Regions from separate parts of the Homo sapiens genome. Here regions 2 and 3 are each linked to region 1. A link is an interaction called in ENCODE POLR2A ChIA-PET data of the cell type or tissue named here. Cell type or tissue: Panc1. All regions are shown on one strand.

Region 1 (5,000 bases):
AAACATTTTCTAACTTCTAATTCATATCCTTTGATATAAATTATGAAGGACTGCATTATTAAGTGTGTTCTAAGATTATCAGATACCTTTGTGTGAACCTGGACTATGGACTTAGCCCAGAATTAAAATAATTATGCAGTGGTTAGAACTGGAATGATTCTTGACATATACATGTATGTGATTGTGTTTATACATGTAGAGGTGTTGGTGTGTTAGAATTGATGAGTTGCAGTGAATTTATTTCCTGTTTTAAACATCTGGTTTTTTAAAATCATTTTTCTATCTTTAAGAGTTCTGATCCACTTTTAATTTCCAGCAGAATGTCTGGCATTTTAATTAACGTCTTCTTAAAAAGCAAGCTATCACAACTGATAAGATGGAGTTTTGATAATTTTCTGTCTGTAAAAATTGGCCATTGACTTTTGGTCCTATTTGATTTCAATTATGGCATGATCCCTCCCACTGCACGAAGAATGTAGTTTGTGGTCAAGTTTTGGGTATCCAGGTATTACAATATGTACCTTATTTGGTTTTAAATGTGTAAATCATTTAGTCAGTTGTTGATTTCTTTTTTTTTTAAGTAGGTCTGTCCTAATTAAAAGCAAAAAATCTTAAGCTTATATATATCTTTTCATCTTTTCTGGGCAGAGAGGCAGATGAAGGCTGTAAAAAACCTTTAGAAAGATTGCTGAACATCTGGCAAGAACGAAGTGTGTATGGCGGCGAGTTCATACAGCAGCTGAAGCTGTCTATGGAGGACTCCAAGAGCCCTCCCCCCAAAGGTAGAAACATCACCACATGTTTACAGCTCTTGGTCTTTGCCTACTTTCGAATCAAATATGAAAAGCTGCAGTGGGGTTTGCTGTGAACCACCAGCGATTTTATGATTCTTCAGAGAGACAGATGATCATGAATGATGGTGAGAATTTATGTAGTGCTCACAGCGTGTAAGCCTGGTTCTAGTATTCATGCTATTCATCCTCTCACACCCTGACTTTTGCTCTCTGTTCTCCTTGGCTTGCTTCTGTCTTTCAGAGACTTTCCTTGCACAAGGAAAGGAACAACAAAGTTGTTCAGAGTTGTGGTGAACTAGGAAGTAGCCTGGACTAAGATTTTGTCCTTGCTCTGCCATTAACTACAATAGGACCTTGGATAAGTTTCTTAGCTTTTTAAGAACTTGATTTAATTAAATGTAGATGTGCTTTTGAAACATATCCTTAGGATTGTCAGCATGGTGTCTGTCTAAAGTTGATTGTTTGTTTGTTTTGGAGACAGAGTCTCACCCTGTCATCCAGGCTGGAGTGCAGTGGCGTGATCTCGGCTCACTGCAACCTCCGCCTCCTGGGTTCGAGCCATTCTCCTGCCCCAGCCTCCTGAGTAGCTGAGATTCAGGCACCTGCCACAACACCCGGCTAATTTTTGTATTTTTAGAAGAGACGGGGTTTCACCATGTTTGCCAGGCTGGTCTCAAACTCCTGACCTCAAGTGATCTGCCCGCCTCGGCCTCCCAAAGTGCTGGATTACAGGTGTGAGTCACTGCGCCCAGCTTAAAACTGATTTTGATCTTTACTGAACCCAGGATATCTTTAGGAAGTGCATCTGTGTGTGAATTTTGCAAAGCCCTTAATAAGAGCTTATATTATTTTTTCTTTTTTCTTTCTTTTTTTCTTTTTTTTTTTTTTTTTTTTTGAGACAGAGTCTTGCTTTGTTACCTGGGCTGGAGTGCGGTGGTATGATCTCAGCTCACTGCAACCTCCGCCTCCCGGGTTCAAGCAGTTCTTTGCCTCAGCCTCCCGAGTAGCTGGAATTACAGGCACCTGCCACCATGCCCAGCTAATTTTTGTATTTTTGGTAGAGACAGGGTTTCACCATCTTGGCCAGGCTGGTCTTGAACTCCTGACCTCGTGATCCACCCGCCTCAGCCTCCCAAAGTGCTGATATTATAGGCGTGAGCCACCTCACCTGGCCTATTTTTTTCTTTAAAGAGTAAGATCAAATGTTGTTTAGTTACTTGGCTTCTGGTTAGTTGTGGTTTAATTCTAGTTGGCATGACATGTTTCTTAGCTACAGATCTGATCTGCCTGCATACATGTTTCCTGGAGGATCGAGTCCAAGTACTGATAGTATTGAAGACCCTTTCTATCTGAACTAGCCTGTTTTTCCAGATTCTTCTCCTGCCACTTCCTCACTTACACTGTATTCTTTGGCCAAACTGAATTGCCGACAGTTTACCCTCTGGATGCTCTGTTGGCACTGCTTCCTTTCCATCTGCTGTTACCTCTACTTGATGTCCTTCTACCGCTTTCACTGTGTGATGAACTCATTCTCCAAGAATGCAACTCTCATTCTGACATCTTCCCTGGCTTGTCTGGGCCCATGTGGTCATTCCCTCCTTGTTCTCTGGTACTTTATACATGCATCTGCTATAGAACCTAGTCATGATTAGCATGTGTGACAGTATCCTTCACTGAGTAACCCTTTTGTGTACCCTTCATGATCCTTTCCAGGTCTGGAATTATTTGCATTTTGCAGTGGGTAACTTTCCTGTGAAACCAAAGGTTAGAGGCTTTCTGTGAATGACATAAGTGCTTTCAGACTGCAGGTCATTGTTGTTTTACTTGGTGTTGCTAGAAGATAATTTTAGGATCACTCAGGTGATTGGTAGCTTCTGAAAAGCAAGATGTTTCCTGCTTTGGATTCTGGTGTTTTTATTGTGTCCTTTGGAGGTCTTCAGTACAGCTTTGGGGAATTACTCAGCATTCTTTACTCTGCCTTAGAGTTCATTGGTAAACAGTGCTGGTTTTTAAGAACACCTTTGGGCAAGTAGGAGAGCCTTGAAAGAGGATGTTTGAAGCTAATGTTGAATTTCAATTTAATGTACATTTGCTGGACACATACTTTGAATAAACAGATATGCTAGATGCTATAGGAAAGAGGGAGAAAAGAGTGAGGAATAGGTTTGCACTCTGGGAATGTGTGGAATTTGTGGCAGTGATAGTATTGGGAATAGCTTCAGTGGGTTTCTGATTTTTTTTTGAAAGTCTAGACAGACATTAACAATAATAGAGGCAGTTTCCTCTAGGTAGAGGATAATGCTAATCTAAAGATAATTTCTCTTTCTCTATTCTATAAAGATGAAAACACACATCAAAAGATTTCAACATGTGTGTTAGTCCCAGCTGACTCACTCTGTCTTCACTCTCTGGACCTGAGTTATCAGAATATTTTACCACAGTCCTTTCAAATGTTGATGAGTTCTCGAGAAGTTTATTTCCAAATTTGAGTAGTCCTTTTATATTCCAGCTTTGATTCATGGGTAATTCTTTGTCTTCAGGCAACTTCATGGAGTTTACCTCTGAAATAAAAATTTTTCTATGGAACTTTGACAGTTCTTACAACATTAGAGAATGCATGAGCTTAGGAATTCTGTTTTAGAACTGGGTATTAAGTTTATAAACCTGTCTCTCAAGGTGTTCTAAAGGTGTCTCTCAAAACATCACACTGTACCCTATAAATATATACAATTATTATTTGTCACTTAAAAACAAAATTTAAAAAGTAAGAAAAGGAGAAAAGTTCTCTACTCTTGAGAATACTCAAGGTGTTGCTTGACTGAATGGAACTTTTTTATTTGAGCCACATGTGACTCATGTAGTATACGGTTGTAGAAGGATTTAGAGAGAGAGGGTAGATACAAAGGGACTAGCATTTATTGAGCATCCGTTATGTACCAGCCTCTGCTGGCTGCTTTTCATATTAATTTGTTTTAGATCCTTACAACTACTCTGTGAATTTGGTATTATTTTCATACTTTAGATGAGGATACTGGCTCAAAAAGGTATAGTAATTTTGTTCAGAGAGAGATAATTGGTAAGTGGCGAATTCCCAGGTCTATACGACTTTAAAGCTGATATTCTTCACACTGTCGTATTTCCTGAAAGCACACGGTTTCAATATTGGTAGGAATTTTGGTAGGAATTTGTGAGTAGGTTACCCAGCTTTCCTGGATCTTAATATAGTTTAGCTATTCAGGCTTCCACAGTATGAATCCTAGCTGTCATTTCTTTTTTGAGATGAAGTCTTGCTCTGTCGCCCAGGCTGGAGTGCAATGGCGGGACCTCGGCTCACCGCAACCTCTGCCTCCCAGGTTCAAGTGATTCTCCTGCCTCAGCCTTCCAAGTAGCTGGGATTACAGGCATGTGCCACCACGCCTGGCTAATTTTGTATTTTTAGTAGAGATGGGGTTTCTCCATGTTGGTCAGGCTGGTCCCGAACTCCCAACCTCAGGTGATCCGCCCACCTCGGCCTCCCAAAATGGCAGGATTACAGGCATGAGCCACCACACCCGGCCCCTAGCTGTCATTTCTAAAGCTCTGTGACCTTGGCCATGGCATTTGATCCTTCTGAAGCTCAGATCCTCACTGTACAATATGGCTATTAATGGTAATACCTTCTAGGATAGTGATGAGGATTACTTGAGATAATGCAGGTAAGATATTATCAGTGGGGCAATGATACGAGTTTTGTTTGCCCCTGCCAGTTCTAGTATCTAATGTGCTGAGTTTCTATATATGAACTGGTCGCAAAAGTAAGAAGAGGTTTTTAATATTTTCAGTCCCCCAGTTTTTGTGCGAGGCTGGAGAACATGGTAGCTAAGAGTATGAGTTCTAGGCACAACTTCCCTGGGTTTATGCCTGGATTTGGCTACTCAGTTCAGTGAGATGATAAGGGTAGACAGCTTGTAGAACTGTGCCTCAAATGTTAGACCTTTATCTGTTGTAGGTTCTTTTCTCTCCACAAGTAAAGTTTAATGTGCCTTATTAAAATGTCCTTTATTATGCAGGGATGGAGCAAAGAATGAGGGAGCTGTTGCAAACAATATTTCCTGATCCTTTTCTCATTATAAAAGTAATATAAAGTCTATAGGTGTGGTTTTTTTTGTTGTTGTTAACTAGTCAATTGAAGCAGTGGGAGTAGAGAAGGAACAAAAAAACCTGTAA
Region 2 (5,000 bases), 140 kb after region 1:
TGCTGGTGTATAGAAATATAATTGCTTTTTATGTATTGATTTTACATACAGGTTGCACAACCTTGCTGAATTTGTTTATTAGTTTTAGTAATTTTCTAGTTGATTCCTTACCATTTTCTTGTATATAAAAGATTATATCATCTGCAAATATGGTTTTATTTCTTTCCCATCTGGATGTCTTTTATTTCATATTCTTAACTAATTGCTCTGGTTAGAACCTCCAGTACGATGTTGAATAGAAGTGGCAAGAATGGGCATCGCTGTCTTGTTCCTGATCTTTGGGAGGGAAACATCTAATCTTTTGCCAGGAAGTATGATGTTAGCCGTAGGTTTTTCATCGATGCCCTTTATCAGGTTAAGGGCACCTATTTTTTTGAAGGCTTTTGTTTTGTTGTGTGAATCATGCTTCTTTGAGATACCAGTCATTCTTTCTTGGCTACTCCCTTGGCCACATAATTCCCATGACAAGCTGGGTCACTACAAAGGAATAGCCTTCAGAAATGACCAAAATTCTCCAGGTAATGAAAAATCAGCAGAAAGGGGGAGGAGGGGTGGAGGAGGGAGGGGGGAGGACGGGGGAACACACATCCTCTTCCTTGATCCAATTACAATACTCCTGCTTGTGCAACCAAATACAGAACTGGCCCTTTGGTGACTGTAATTAAAATGTGGGTCCCTGGCTGGGCACAGTGGCTCACGCCTGTAATCCCCAGCACTTTGGGAGGCTGAGGCGCACAGATCACCTGAGATCAGGAGTTCAAGACCAGCCTGGCCAACATGGCAAAACCCTGTCTCTACTAAAAACACAAAAAAATTAGCTGGGTGTGGCAGGATGCGCCTGTAGTCCCAGCTACTCAGGAGGCTGAGATAGGAGAATTGCTTGAAGCCGGGAGGCAGATCGCGCCACTGCACTCCAGACTGGGAGACAGAACGAGACTCCATCTCAAAAAAAAAAATGTGGGTCCCTTTATGAGCTTTCAACTAAATTAGTGGTTCTCAACCCTCAGTCCAAAGCACCCCCCACTTTAATCACTTTTTAATTGAGGTATAGCATTGTGACAGTTGATTCTATGTGTCAACTTGGCTAGGCCACCATCTTTTTAAAGATGAAATTAGTATTTAAATCAGCCGAATTGAGTAAAGCAGATCACGAAGGTAAAGCAGCAGACAGAGTGAAGCAATCTGATTACCGTGTGGGTGGGCCTTGGTCAATCCATTAAAAGCCTTCATAGGAAAGGACTGAGTTCTGCCAGCAGGCGGCCTTCAGACTTGAACTGCAATGTCAGCTCTTTTCTGGGTCTCCGGCCTGCCAGCCTAGCCTGCAGATTTGGGACTTGCCAGCCTCCAGTCATGTAAGCCAATTCCTTAAAATAAAATAAATCTCTCCCCTCTTCTCTGCTCTCTCTGTCTCTCTCTCTGTCTCTCTCTACACACATACACACACACACACACACACACACACACACACCCCTATTGGTTCTGTTTTCTGTTTCTCTGGAGAACCCTAATACGAGCCTATATACAGAAGAGTGCACATCACTGTACAACTTGATACATTTTTACAAACTGAACCCATCAGATCACGAAACAGGAACATGACCATCACCCCGGAAGTTCCCCTTGTGCTTCCATCCACCCTCCATCCCCCACAGGTAATCACTGTCCTGCCTTTTAATAGCATGGATGAGTTGTGCTGATTCTAGAACTTTCTATAAGTGGTGTCACTCAGCACGCACTCTTTTGTGGCTGGCTTCTCTCACTCAACCTTATGCTCGTGTGAGACCCATCTGTACTGCCAAGTGTAGTTGTGAGTGACTGATTCTTCCTTCTGTGGGTGCTCCATTGTGTGGCTCACCTCAGTTTATGCATCCATTCAGCTTCGAGATATTCAAGATATTCATGTTGTTTCCAGTTTGGAACTATTACAAATGGTGCTGCTGTAAACATTCTTGCACATATCTTTTTTTTTTTTTTTTTTTCAGACAGGGTCTCACTCTGTCACCCAGGCTGGAGTGGTGTGCCACCATCAGGGCTCACTGCAGCCTCTACCTCCCTAGGCTCCAGCGATCCTCCCACCTCAGCCTCCCAGGTAGCTGGGACTACAGGTGCGTGCCACTATACCTGGCTAATTTTTGTATTTTTTGGTAGAGACGAGGTTTTTTCACGTTGCCCAGGCTGGTCTCAAACTCCTGGGCTCAAGCAATCTACCACCTCGGCCTCCAAAAGTGTTGGGGTTACAGCCATGAGCCCCTGCACCTGGCCACATATCTTTTGATGAACACGTGAACACATTGTAGCTGGGTTTAAACCCACAAGTGTGATTACCCAAGCCCCCTTTCTCTATCAAACATTTTAAGCTTTCTTTCATTTAAATGTTCGAAATGAAACTTATGGATGATAATGCACACACACATCAATGCAATGTCTCTAATATAAAGGAGACATAAAATGGAAGTGACTTATGATAAAATAATGTGTATTTCAATATATTCTTGGGCACAACGACCCCAGAAGGCATAATGAAGATGCCAGAACCCTGTATGCCCATAATTAGTAAGTCTGGATTCCAGAGATGTAAGTAGACCAGACGCCATGGCACAAAAGAAGTCAGAAAAATGAAATGGCAGGAGGTGAGGGTGAAGATTAAAATCTGCTGTTTGGGCAAGACATAACAGACTTGACTTATTTGTATGTGATAACAGAAAGAAAGACTTTAATTGGAGTAAGGAGAGTACCCCAAGACACGCTGCCGCCTGTCAGTGGGGGAAATAAGGAAGGTGAGCCTCAGTGTGCAGTGACAAAGAATTCCCATTTTATGACACAGGCCACGGTAGCTGTGTGGTCACCCAGAAAATGCATCTTCCTTGAAAATCCCATCTGCAATGGAGGGGTGCATTCTGCCTTCAGATCCCTCATGAGGCAGAGGCGACATGCAGATAGATCATGAAAGCAGCTTTAATCCAAAATGCTGTGAAGGAGCCATGTGGGGCACCTATGGAAACAATTTCTGAGCAAGATTGGAAAACAAATGGTGACCCCATCATCTCAATGTATCCTTTTCACAACATAGATTCAAAACGATCATCCTTATGGTCATTTTGTGAGATTCAGTGAGATTTCTTGCATCTCTACTAATTTACTAATACTTGTCTCTAAGATTGTAAAAAAGAGTCACACATCTCCTCTATTATAAGTATCTGCAGTTGGTTTCACTGTTTTTGCTGTAACTGCATTCATGCCCTGGAACCCTTTTCCTCTAGATATGTAGCTGGCAATGGTTTAACACATTGACTAGACAGGCTGTGAGGAATGAGAATGTTATTCAATAATTGACTCACTGTCATTGCATTTATGTGTCCTTGTCAATAACAACCTTTTTCTAAGTTATTGAGTTTTTCACGTAACTTCTTGTAGAAACCTTTCAGTACTGCAATGTACTAAACGCTGACCTATATGTAGTTGTCATAGGTTTGCATCTGGCAGACGTTCGAAAGCTATGAAGGATGTTGGGCAAATTTCTGTTGTGTGGGGCTGTCCCATCCATTGTGGGGTGCCCAGCATTCCCGATTCTTGCCCTGTAAATGTCACTAGAGCCCCCAGTGCAAAAACGACCCCCCATGAATTATGTAAAATGTCCCCTAGAGAACTACTGATTTAAACCCACTCCATCTCAATCTTAACCTTTTCACCCCACACTAAGTTGTTGGCATTTGAGTCCAAGGTCGGGGGTTGGTAGTGACTCTTATTATATTGTTTTTCATTTCTTTTTAGAGACAGGATCTTGCTTTGTCACCTGGGTTGGAGTGCAGTGGCACATTCAGAGCTCACTGCAGCCTCGATCACTGGGGCTCAAGCGATCCTCCCACCTCAGCCTCCTGAGTAGCTAGGTCTACGGGTGCGTGCCAACACGCCCAGCTAAATTTTTTGGTGTGTTTTTTGTAGAGACAGGGTGTCTCTATGTTGCCCAGGGTTGTCTTAAGCTTCTGGCCTTAAGACAAGGCCAGAAGTGGTGATCCTCCCTCCTCAGCCTCCCAAATTGCTGGGATTACAGGCACAAGCCACTGTGCCCAGCCATTCTTATTATATTTTATTTTCTTATATTCAGCCCATCGGTCCTGCTGGTCAGGGTCTTTGGACATCCTGGTTCTGATATCCAATGCCTTATTGCCCCTCCTAGCTGTGCTGTACTGGGCCATCTTCCCACCTTAAAATGATTTATAGACATGTTGAACAGGATGGGGCTGGGGACAGAGCCCCGTGACATTCCACTGTGGACCTTTGTCAACGGCAATAGCAAGCTGATCGTTGATATCTTCTGGCTTCTGGTTATCATAGGGATACAGCCCAGCTTCCATCAATTTGTTCTTCCAGTGCCTAAATGTTAGAACTCCATGCAGGTGGAAAGAGTGTATCTCAGAAGACAGAAGTGACTTGCCCAGGCTCACTCAGCAAGTCAGAGTCAGAGCAGGGGCAAAGTAAGCTGCCTGAGGCTGACCCACTCCAGGGCTTAGGGGATTTAAATTCCTCTGATGGCTACTCAGCAGCTCAGAGTGGACCATGCACTGCTCTGATCTAGCCTAAAAAGGGGTGGAATCCGAGGGCCTGCCCCAGCCAAGCACACGGTGTCCATTAGCCTATTTTGGCATCTGGTCTGACTCTGGAGAATGGGCAGGGGGCCAGTGCTCTGCAGAGAGGGTGGGTTGAGCAGACCCATCTGATTAGAGGCACCAGCAGCTGCCTACTCAGGCTTCTGGGACAGAGTGACGGACAGAGCCCCCACATGCTCTGTGCTTCAGACCTAAGAACATAATCTCTACCCTCTGGGCCTCAGTTCTGCTACCTGTAAAGTGGGAGCAATTCCTCCTCCCTTGCTTACTTCCCAGAGGTATTGTAAGGAACCAGCAAAGAGGACTAGACTGTTTAGGCCTTCTAGAACATTCCAAACACATTGTCCTTTGCTCTGAGAGAAATGGGAGCCACTGAAGGAGTTTGAACAGAGG
Region 3 (5,000 bases), 400 kb before region 1:
CGGGAATCATCTGGCATTCATCTGCGAGAAGAACTTTCAGGAATGGGGCCAGGAGGGGCTCTTGGTGGTCTTGGAGCACAAGGGGGCTATGAGAGAAGAAAAGACTGTCCAGGAGAGACATCTCTGACAGAGCTATTTTGCCAAAGGAAAATTCCATTACCTGTCCACTAGACTGAGACCCCTAGAGAATGGTACCCTGAATCATCTCTGCTGCCTTGTCTAGCAGAGAGGCTTTGGGCAAACTACTTAACCATTATAAGCCTCAGGTTCCTCCTCTATTAAATGGGGATACTCAACTATACATTTTTGGGTCACCATGGCTAATGCTATGTTTCTCAAATTTGCTGTATATTTGCAGGTGGTACATAAAATTTTTATTTTAAGAGTGAAACTTTTTTATCCATCAACTTAAATAAACTTATGCTGGGTATCAAATGACCTTCCCTTAAATCTCAATGACTTTCAACAATAAGGATTTATTTTTTGCACATGCTACTTGGCCATCAGATAGCTTTGGGTCTGCCTTGATTCTGCTCCACGTTGTCATTCTGGGAACCAATTTGAAGGGGTGGCCCTGCCTAGAGCGTGCTAGTAACACGGCAGCAGAAGGAACAACAGCAGAACCCCACAATGGCTCTTAAAGCTCCCATTCAGAAGTGGCATCCAACAGTTGTGCTCAATTTCATTGGCCAAAGCAAGTCATATGGCCAGATCTGATGGTGACGAGGTGGGAAGCATACACCTTTGCAGGGAGGCACCTGGTAAGGAGGGGCCGTGAGTATTGTTGAATAATTATACAATCTAGTGCAGTATTGATTTTCATGCATATTAGAAAAATAGGCCTGTAATTCCAGAACTTTGGGAGGCCGAGGTGGGTGGATCACCTGAGGTCAGGAGTTTGAGACCAGCCTGGCCAACATGGAGAAACCCCTGTCTCTACTAAAAATACAAAAATTAGCTGGATGTGGTGGCACACACCTGTAATCCCAGCTACTTGGGAGGTTGAGACATGAGAATCGCTTGAACCTGGGAGGCAGAGGTTGCAGTGAGATAAGGCAGAGCCACTGCACTCCAGCCTCAGCAACAGAGTGAGACTCTGTCTAACTATGGGGCATGTTGGCTCATGCCTATAATCCCAGCACTCTGGGAAGCCAAGGTGGGAGGATCATTTGAGTTCAGGAGTTTGAGACCAGCCTGGCCAACATGATGAAACCCCATCTCTACTAAAAATACAAAAATTAGTTGGGCATGGTGGCAAACACCTGTAGTTCCAGCTACTTGGGAGGCTGAGACAGGAGAATCGCTTGAACATGGGAGGCAGAGGTTGTAGTGAGCTGAGATTTTGCCACTTTGCTCCAGCCTGGGCAACAGAATGAGACTCTATCTCCAAAAAAAAAAAAAAAAATAACTATACATATATATAGTACAAATATAGAGAGAGAGCAAGAGAGAGAGAATGATAAAACAAACATGGCAGAATGCATACAATTGGCAGGCCTGGGTCTCGGCTCCCTGCAACCTCCACCTCCTGGGTTCAAGCAATTCTCCTGCCTCAGCCTCCTGAGTAGCTGGGATTACAGGCATGTGCCAACACCCCTGGCTGATTTTTGTATTTTTAGTAGAGACGGGGTTTTGCCATGTTGGCCAGGCTGGTCTGGAACTCTTGACCTCAGCAATCTGCCCGCCTTGGCCTCCCAAAGTGCTAGGGTTACAGACGGATCTGATTTCTTAAGGTGAGGCAAAGGTAGAGAGAATAAAAACTAGTTGAGCTAATTTAAAGAATATTAAATAACAGTAGCCAGGTGGGACATTTGGCAAAGTGGGACTTTCACCTCCCATGAGGCATTTGATGTTCCTCACACTTCATCGGGGTCCTCTGGCTGGCAGCCCCCTTCTCATTCATTCATTCCATACCCCCTTATTGAGCACCTACTGTGTGCTAGGCACCTGTTGGGCACTGAGGAGTCAATAGTGAATGATACGAGGCAGACACAGGTCCTCCCTGGAGAGGCTGACAGCCTCATGGAGGTGTTGGGATAGGAAGACATGCAGTGAGTGGTCTAGGGAGCCCCGTGCCAGCTGCTATTGTCCCTGTGGGGAAAGACAGGCTGTCTAGTGGCTCACCACTGGCAGTTGGTGTTGGGGGAACCATCACATGCTATACCTCCTAACAAGGGACAGTTGTGTCACTGGGCCCACATAACAGTGTCTCTGTGTGAGCAGGGGGCAGGGAGCAGATGGGCAAAGTCACAGTATGCACTGAACACCTTCCTGGATGCTTATTTGTTGCCGAAATTTGTTGTCATGGGGGCTGAATAACTTATTGTTTTTATATTAAAAGAAACAGAAGGACTGGGAAGGGGCACAAGAGCATGTTTTAGGATGATTAAAATGTTCACTTTCGTAGGCTGGGCACGGTGGCTCATGCCTGTAATCCCAGCACTTTCGGAGGCCAAGGCAGGTGGATCACTTGAGGTCAGGAGTTCAAGACCAGCCTGGCCAACAAGGCGAGACCTCATCTCTAGTAAAAATACAAAAATTAGCTGGGCATGGTGGCAGGTGCCTGTAATCCCAGCTAATTGGGAGGCTGAGGTAGGAGAATTGCTTGAAACCAGGAGGCAGAGGTTGCAGTGAGCCGAGATTGCACCACTGCACTCCAGCCTGGGTGATAGAGTGAGACTCGGTCTCAAAAAAATTTTTAAAAAGCTTATTTTCTTGATCATGGTGGTAGTTCCATGGTTGTATAAATTTCAAAACTCACTGAAATGTACACTTTAAATGAATGAGTTTTATCATATGTAAATTACACTCCAATAAAGCCGATTTACAAAAGAATTTTTTACAGGAGTATGAAAATTATACATTATTTTGGAGAGGCTCAGAGAAGTTGAGTAACTTGCCCAGGATCAAAAAACTACTGACGGGAGATGAAGGAAAAGAGACCCGGGTGTGCCTGACCCCGGGATTAACTACAATTGGTACATGCCTTTCATTCATCTGCATAAAAAAAAGCGACTTCCATTTTGAAAAGCAACATTCTCAAACAGCATAGAATCTACCCTAGTCATAAAGATTTCAGAATTAGAAGGGAATTAAGTGGCCTCAGAGTTCTGTCTCCTTCCTCCTCTGCCCAATGACACACATAGAAGCCCTGCCCTTCTCTTTGGCCTTGATTGACCTCTGAGTCAAGCCTTTGAGAGTCACCCTGGACACTTCCATCTATTGTTTTTTCTTTTTTTTTTTTGAGATGGAGTCTTGCTCTGTCTCCCAGGCTGGAGTGCTGGGATTACAGGTGTGAGCCACTGCGCCCAGCCCACTTCCATCTATTCTTGTATTCTTGTATCAGTTAAGCCTCCCTCACTCTCAGCCTCTGTCTCCTCTTTTCTGCCCTGGCCCTGGGGTTTCGGAGGCTCGGCCCACCTTGTCCTACCCCAGCTAAACATCTTTGTGTCACCCTTGCTGTTTATTCTTCCACAGTCTGGGAGACCAGGAGGGGACCCTTTGATCTGGGTGGGAAGCAGGGACCATTTGAGAGGGTTTGCCATTGACCTACTTTATAGATGAAGAAAGAAGGCTCAGAGAGGTAGAGGACCTGCGTGAGGTTAAACAGTTTGCACGGGATAGAGCCTGAACCCACCCAGATCTGTCTGATTCCAGATCCCAGGCCCTTACCCAGAAAGATAGTAGGAGGCCAAGTCATGAGGCTGAGGGTTGGGTCGGGGGAAGGCAGAGGGTGTGAGAAGTCTCTTTCAAACTCCCTTCATTCCAGAATCAGCTCTGTCAATGGCTTAGAAAACCCCAGTCCCTGAAGGGACAGGGCTGCCAGGGCCTCTTGCCGAGTGACTGCAGACCACATTTTTCTTAATCTTAATTGAAAACTGTTCAAGTAGAAAAATCATTTCACTGCTTCATCTCAGAAAGGAAAAGAAGAAGGGAGAAGGGAGGGCTCGGGTTGGGTTGGGGGATGGAGGATTTAGCCAGAGAGGAAAGGCTGTGGCTATCGAGGGCTTGGTCCCTACCTGCCCTGGGCCTGCCACTAGGCCTTGCCCAATTGGGCCTCCCTGAGCCCCAGGGCTTGGGGGGTTGGGTCTGCCGGGCTACTGATGCAGTCAGTCATAAGTACGAGGGTCCCACCATGTACCACGCAGATCCTTGGCCGGGATCCCAGAACAATGAAACACCGTCAGATGCAGCTCCTAGGGCCTGGGAACTAGGGGCTTCTAGTTCCTCCCCTCCTCCTCTTCCTCTTTCATTCATTCCTTCCCTCCTTCAACCAATATTTATTGAGCATCTGCAATGTGTCTGCTACTGTTTCAGAATATACAAATAGCTCCTGCCCTCCTGGAATGCACTGTCTAGCAGGGAAGGCAAATCATCAGATAAATAGAGAATAACACACTGAATTTAGCTCTGAAGAAACGGGGAGAGTGGGGTGAGCAATTATTCTATAGGCATGGGTGGGAATTGTGATTTAGGCTGAGCAGTCAGGGAGGGTCTCCTGGAGGAGATGGTATTACAACAAAGGCACAAAGGGTGGGTAGGAGTTATCCAGGCAAAGGCAGAGGTGGGGTCAGTGGTGGGAGTGGGATAGCACCCCCAGGACAGAGGGAGGTGCTGGAAAGGCTAGACTCTTAAGCAAGACTGATTGGGTTCAAATTCCAGCTCTGTCACTAGCCAGCTGAGTGATCCTGGAACAAGTTAACTAACCTCTCTGTGCCTTAATTTTCTCATTTGTAAACAGAGGATTATTGTGAGGATTAAGTGGGTTTACATAGATAATATGCTACAATGGTGCCTGGACAGCACTATTGTAAGCAAACAAAAAGCCCCAGCCTGTGCAAAGGCACTAGAGCAGGCAACTGCAAAGTAAGTCATCGAAGTCAACAAAGGAACAGGCTTTATCCCAGGGCAAACACAGATTGGGTACATGCCGTGGAAATCCATGCTGTGCTCCAGAAAAAATGGAGGCTAAAATCCTGTATCTGCCGGGTAGTCAGAGC

The links. ChIA-PET counts read pairs that join two places held together with the same protein. Peaks named below come from ENCODE experiments on the same cell type or tissue, not always from the same donor. Only the 100,000 strongest peaks of a DNase experiment are listed, where the experiment ranks them.
Region 2: POLR2A ChIA-PET joins it to region 1 with 11 read pairs; 5 of 35 experiments call an interaction of 5 or more read pairs at or near these places.
Region 3: POLR2A ChIA-PET joins it to region 1 with 18 read pairs; 2 of 35 experiments call an interaction of 5 or more read pairs at or near these places.

The regions. Positions count from the first base shown.
Region 1 is chr20:38,047,700-38,052,699 of GRCh38, forward strand. It overlaps RPRD1B (regulation of nuclear pre-mRNA domain containing 1B), which reads left to right. Exons shown (of 7, transcript NM_021215.4): 3 at 649-782. Among named protein-coding and RNA genes, the nearest start is that of RPRD1B, 16 kb to the left of the region's middle. In Panc1, no CTCF peak of the experiment used is centred here; a DNase peak (open chromatin) is centred at 2,303.
Region 2 is chr20:38,186,485-38,191,484 of GRCh38, forward strand. No RefSeq gene overlaps it. Among named protein-coding and RNA genes, the nearest start is that of TGM2, 24 kb to the left of the region's middle. In Panc1, no CTCF peak of the experiment used is centred here; no DNase peak of the experiment used is centred here.
Region 3 is chr20:37,646,027-37,651,026 of GRCh38, forward strand. No RefSeq gene overlaps it. Among named protein-coding and RNA genes, the nearest start is that of LINC00489, 25 kb to the left of the region's middle. In Panc1, no CTCF peak of the experiment used is centred here; no DNase peak of the experiment used is centred here.